Linked DNA regions of Homo sapiens: region 2 is linked to region 1. A link is a contact called in ENCODE Hi-C data. All regions are on one chromosome and are shown on one strand. The core of a region is the stretch at or near the end of the contact, and the rest is flanking DNA. Distances in the headings are between cores, read along the strand shown.

What was found. Hi-C counts contacts between places; a loop is a spot of excess contacts on that map. Pooled maps may share reads with other maps.
Region 2: a map of dorsolateral prefrontal cortex shows a loop between it and region 1 (2.3-fold over the local background). The contact joins the enhancer-like site here to the promoter of L3MBTL4 in region 1. A Hi-C loop is called at or near these places in 5 of 168 maps with a recorded cell type or tissue (dorsolateral prefrontal cortex, heart left ventricle and heart right ventricle), 3 of 37 single-sample maps with no recorded cell type and 5 of 50 pooled maps.

The regions. Positions count from the first base shown.
Region 1 is chr18:6,413,471-6,416,299 of GRCh38, forward strand. L3MBTL4 (L3MBTL histone methyl-lysine binding protein 4) reads right to left here and starts at 1,441. Exons shown (of 19, transcript NM_001330559.2): 1 at 1,331-1,441. RefSeq lists a silencer at 944-1,483.
Region 2 is chr18:6,481,380-6,484,208 of GRCh38, forward strand. No RefSeq gene overlaps it. Among named protein-coding and RNA genes, the nearest start is that of LINC01387, 29 kb to the right of the region's middle. RefSeq lists an enhancer at 1,268-1,327. Within about 2 kb of position 1,357, at least 3 of the 41 ENCODE cell types and tissues checked have a DNase peak (open chromatin) inside an H3K27ac peak, as active enhancers do.

The sequences.
Region 1 (2,829 bases), core at 191-2,690:
TAATATAAGGAATGCATTCCAAGTTTTTAATATTACCAAGGGCCAAAAACAACTCTACTGTACCCACCACCTGTTTGTCACCTTAACCTTTTTAGGTGGAATAGATTAGAAAACCGAAGAGCCACACTACACTTATTTCAGCCAAGGACTGAAACTGGAGCCTGCCACAAGCATCTTCTAGAACAGCTCCAACAGAAGGATCCAGGAGATGGGCCACCAGCAAGTCATAGTGGAGTCCAAACAAGTGTGAAGTGAGAGCGAGTCTTCAGCATGGGAATGGCCGAGTGGGTCGTGGTGACCAGCTGCCTTCCTCTGACTGTTAAGTACAGCAGTCTCAACAGTAACAATGACCAGGCCTTCCCTTTATTTAGTTCCACCTCGGGGCATTGGCGCATTAAGAATGTCCCTCTAAAGGCATATGTAAGATAAAGCACACTTCGCACTTTAACCAGTGACTAAGGGAGATCAAAAGCAGGGGACAATACCCACCCGGAATTTGCGACCTCGCGAAAACGCTCTCACCAATCCCGCAGGTAAGTGCGGCGCTGGCCCAGGTGTGCCCAGCTCGACTCGCGTCCACCTGGGACCAAGCGGGCCCAAGAAGGCCCGGAGAGCAGGCGAGGGCGACTGTGGCCGGCGCGCCCCCCGCAGTTCCAGGCGGTGGCAGGAGCCTGAGAGCCGCCGTCCCAGGCTGGCCAGGCGCCCGCCCGCCCTGCGCGCACTCCCTGGGCTCCCGCTCCCGAGGCTGGGCAGAACTCGCAGAGGAAGACAAGGGCAGAAAGCGGGTGGAGGGAGGCAGCGCTCGCCCGTCCGGGCACACGACACTTGTCGGCTGAGGGGGACACGCGGGCAGACGGGGGCGTTAGCCCCAGAGGAAACAAAAGCCAAATGCCCACCGCCGGGCGCTCGATGGCCGGAGGACTGCCTGGGGGCCCTCAGGAGTCCCGTCCCGTCCCGCTCCCCCGGTCCCAGGCTGCGCTGGCTCCAGGGCGCCCAGGTAGCCGCGCCTGGCACCCCGACCCTGCCCTCGCGGCTGACCGAGGCGCCGGGCTCTGCGGCGGCCGCGCCCGTCCAAAGTAGGCGACAAGTGAGGCAGCGCCTCTCGCGGGGAGCCCGGCGCGCGCCCCGGCGGCGAAAGAGAAAGAGAAAGAGCCTGGGCCGGGACCGGGGCTATCCCCAACCGCCACCGCCCCCACCGGCCCGGCCCTCGCCGCGGGAGTCGTGCAGGCCCCTCTACCTGCCCGGGGATGGGGCCACCCCGCGCGGCGGCGGCCGTGGGCACCCACGCGGGCTCGCGACCATCCCACGCGGGCGGCGGCGTCCTTCTTACCCCCAGCGGAGCGGCGCCTGCCCGCAACGCCGACCGAGCTACAGGCGGGGGGCGAGTCGGAGCGCGAGGTTCCGCCAGCCCAGGCTGCGGCGCCGCTGCCCCGCGGTGCCCGGCGGGAGGGGCGCGAGGGTGCACGCGCGGGGTGGGGGCGCGGGAGCCGCCCCCTGCCCGCCCCGCGCGCATGCTCCCGCCGCACCTGCCTCGCTCAGTGTTCCACACCCCGGGGAGCCGGGTGGCGCTGGGCCCGCCGAGGTCGGGGCTTTCCCATGGGAGGGAGGTGGCTGCGGCGGAATTTTCAGATGCGTCCTTCTCTGTATTCGTTCCCTGGGAAGGATTCCCCCAAATCTTGGCTACTTCCTGCCTGCCAGCTTGCTCCCTGGCAGCGAAGTCCCAGTAGCTCACCCATGCTTCATCCCAGCTCTTGGGGTTCACCGTCTGAAGGCTCTCTCCTCCGGATCCCTCTCGGTCCTGCTGCTCGCTCCGATTTTGCAACCTCCCCCACTCCCCTTTCCTGCTCTTGACTTTGCTACTCACGAGTACCTGGATACCATTTCCAAATAAAAGAATACTCTTTCCAAGTGGCAAGCAGTGTTTACTGACCCTGTTCTAACTGCTTGGAATTGAGCAGGAAACAGGAGCTGGGTAGATCCTGCCCTCATGGAACTTATGGCCTTACTGGCTAGCTTTGGCCTTTCTCAAAGCATTGTCTCCCAGTTTGGGAGGACTGTATTAAATCATTTATTTTGGCTTACAAATAAAGGTAGCTGATAATTGAAGACTATATGTTGTGACTTTTGAATGAAATGTTCTTTCATAGGACGCCTTGTGTATAAACCCTAGTATGCAAATAATAAATAGTAGGTACTAAATAAGTATTAGTTTGTTGCTTTCAGCAGGAAATTGAATCATTTAGCAGGATTAACAATGATACCATCCAAAATGATCTTTTTGGTTTGTCGTGGGCTACCATAAACAGAGAATGAAAACTTGCTTTTTAGGTGAGACTGGGCATTGTTGAAACATAATTTCGTGTCCTTACTGAAAAGAGAAATATAAACCCCTTTGCTAATGAAGTTTTTAAACTAGGAACAATGATCATAGAAATTTGTAAGTGCAAACACACGATTTGTGTTCTGTGCTCTAGTCAGTTAAGAAAAATATATTAGCCAGGTATGGCGGCTCACATCTGTAATCCCAGCACTTTGGGAGGCCGAAGAGGGCGGATCACTTGAGGTCAGGAGTTCGAGACCAGCCTGGCCAACATGGTGAAACCCTGTCTCTACTAAAAATACGAAATTAGCTGGGTGTGGTGGCGGGCGCCTGTAATCTCAACTACTCGGGAGGCTGAGACACTAGAATCGCTTGAACCTGGGAGGCAGAGGCTCCAGTGAGCTGAGATAGTACCACTGCACTCCAGCCTGGGCAACAGAGCGAAACTCCAACTCAAAAAAAAAAAAAAGAAGAAGAAAAAGAAAAACAAAAAGAAAAAGATATTAGAG
Region 2 (2,829 bases), core at 107-2,606, 68 kb after region 1:
TAAAAAAAGGGAAATATAATAAAAAGCCTGTGAGCTCCAAAAATAGGTAATCCGAGTCCAAGTCTCAAAGATCACGTATGGCATGCTAACAATCTTATCAACATTTCTCGCACTGTGTTTTAATGCAAGACACTCAGTTTTAGATGTTACTCTTCTTCTAGTTTTACCAATATTTGCATCTTATAAACAAACCACAGTGGATTAGGAGTGGTTTGCTGTGTGTGGCTTTGGTTGACTGTCAGTGAAGGGCACTGGACATAGGGACATGAAAAAGAGACAGTGGGGAGAAGAGCAGACAGCATGATGCTGAAGAGAAGAAAAAGAAACCTACGCAAGCAGAAACAAGCAACAGAAACAATAAGGCAGCCCAGAGTTGTTTATTTATCAAAACAGGATTGAGACAATAGGGTAGAGCAAACAGGGTGTCAAACATGGCCTCTGTAGCCCCAAAGGTTGTCACTACACAGAAAGGATGCTCAGCCATAACGAATCAGTTTAATTCTATTCCACGTTTTTCTTGATGAGAAATACATGCCACATTTAAGAAAGCTACCGATTCAAAATGGTTAACATTTTCTAAAAATACACTGAGGTCTACAAAAATTGAATTGGCTTATTGTATCTTCACTGCTGTTGGAGAAGTGAAGTTTTACCATCAGGCAATTCTCCTCCTGTGCATAATGATACCATACTGAAGTTTTAAATAGAAAGACATTGAAGTTTTTGAACCTTAATGTGAAGTTGTCCCTTTCAATTAAATATGGCACATATGTATTAATAAACAGACATCCCTGTAAAGTGAATTTCTCTGTACATGGAATCCAAATTTCTCACTGGTTTATATGTTAAATTCATATGTAGGAAAAACTTTAAAAATGTTCATAAACTATAATAAAGACAATAATTCAGCTCTTCTGAAAACTGCAGGCAGATAGGGTACAGTAGCAGACAGGACTTCGGAAGTACTGGGTTTAAGCCCAGGGCAGGTTAAAGGTTGTGGCTGTGGCTTTGAACAAGCCACTTTTGCCCTTCTGAATCTATGCAGATGCTTTGTTCATTTCAGAAGCATTTCTAGAGCTCCTACTAAGTGCCAGGCCTCATGCTAGGTCTCAGGCATACAAGGGTAAACAAGACAAGGCCTCTGGCTTCATAGGTTATCCAAGAACCTTGAAATGGTTTTGAACTTTTGGGATGAATAATGCTGGAAATTAGTTCAAGACAAATTCCCTGGAGATTTTAAGTGTGAAATACTAAGGATTACACAATTCACTCCCTGCTTAGCGTCTAAGGAGGAATCGCATTTCACCCTCGCTCCCTGGGAAGTGCGTGGCCGCCCCAGTCCTGGGTCCCGTGCTGCCTCAGCACCATCTGCTGGCTCACGAGGGAAGGGCCTGCAGGGAGGTCCTGCGGGGTCGGCCCAGCCCCACCCAAGGACCGCCTTACAGACCTCCTGGCAGGGACCAATGATGGCTGGTTGGCCAAAATAACTCTTGCTGGTGAAGAAAGCTGGGAGAAACATGACGTCTGAAGGGTTACTCGCCACCGTCTGGCGTAGGTGACTCAGCCAGGCAGGACCTCACACAGAGGAAACATTATGATTGCTCTAAGTACTGTAAGAAGAGAATTATTATTTTGTTGTGAGTGTATGATCCAATAAAGGTAACAATATACAGAATCACATGCCCTGTAGGTGAGACTCCAACCCGTCCTAGACTTACTGGCTGTGTGGAGATGCCTGGGAGAGCGTGGCAGGGCTGCAGCAGCTCACATTCCCCACGTACCTGCCCTGGCAGACAGCCTGGGATTGGCAAATGCACAATCATATTCACCAGGTGAAGAAAGGACCAGGACTTCCCCTATGGTCCGTCTTTTCTGATTTTTTTCTTCTTCTTCTTCTTCTTCTTTTTTTTTTTTTTTTTTTTGAGACGGGGTCTCGCTCTGACACCAGGTTGGAGTGCAGTGGAGTGATCTCAGCTCACTGCAACCTCCGACTCCCGGGTTCAAGCAATTCTCCTGCCTCAGCCTCCCGAGTAGCTGGGATTACAGGCGCCCGCCACCATGCCCAGCTAATTTTTGTATTTTTGGAGGAGACAGGGTTTCATCATGTTGGCCAGGATGGTCTCGATCTCCTGACCACGTGATCTGCCCACGTCCGCCTCCCGCAGTGCTGGGATTACAGGCGTGAACCACCGCGCCCAGCCTCTTTTTTGATTCTTGAAGTCACTCTTAGCACTTTGCTGAGGCTGTTTGTTAGCTTAGTGGTTTTCTATTCTGATTGTATCTGTTTTGACTTTGAAGGGAAAATGATATATTTGTTTGGTCAGAAAGACATAAGCCAAATAGTGGTGTGCAGTTGGGTTGCTCCACGAAGCAGAGCCTGAGATGAAGGCTTACAAATGGACTGTTTATTTGAAGGGACAGGATTGTGGGACAGAGGCATAGAACAGGGAAGGAGGGAAAGTTGCATTAAGAAGGTGTTGTCCAATGGGGTACCGTGGCAGGCAGTCAATGCTCTGTCCAGCCTGGATCTTCTGAAGAGCCATTTGAAATATGTCTCAGAACTGTCTTCTCCAGGGAATTGGAGGCTGGACCCCACGTTATGATCATGCAGGTGCAAATACCAGAATGTGCTCCAAGGTGCCTCCTGCATGGCAGCCGCCATCACACCCAAAGGCAAGAAAGAAGAGGCGTGCACAGGTGTGAGATTGCACCTGCGAGAAGCTGTCAGCGTCCTCAGAGAGGCAGAACTTGAGCATTGTGAAATGGCATGCAACAGGAGCCCAGTTCAAGTATTTACTCAGGAATAAAAAGTTTGGACATGTTACAGAT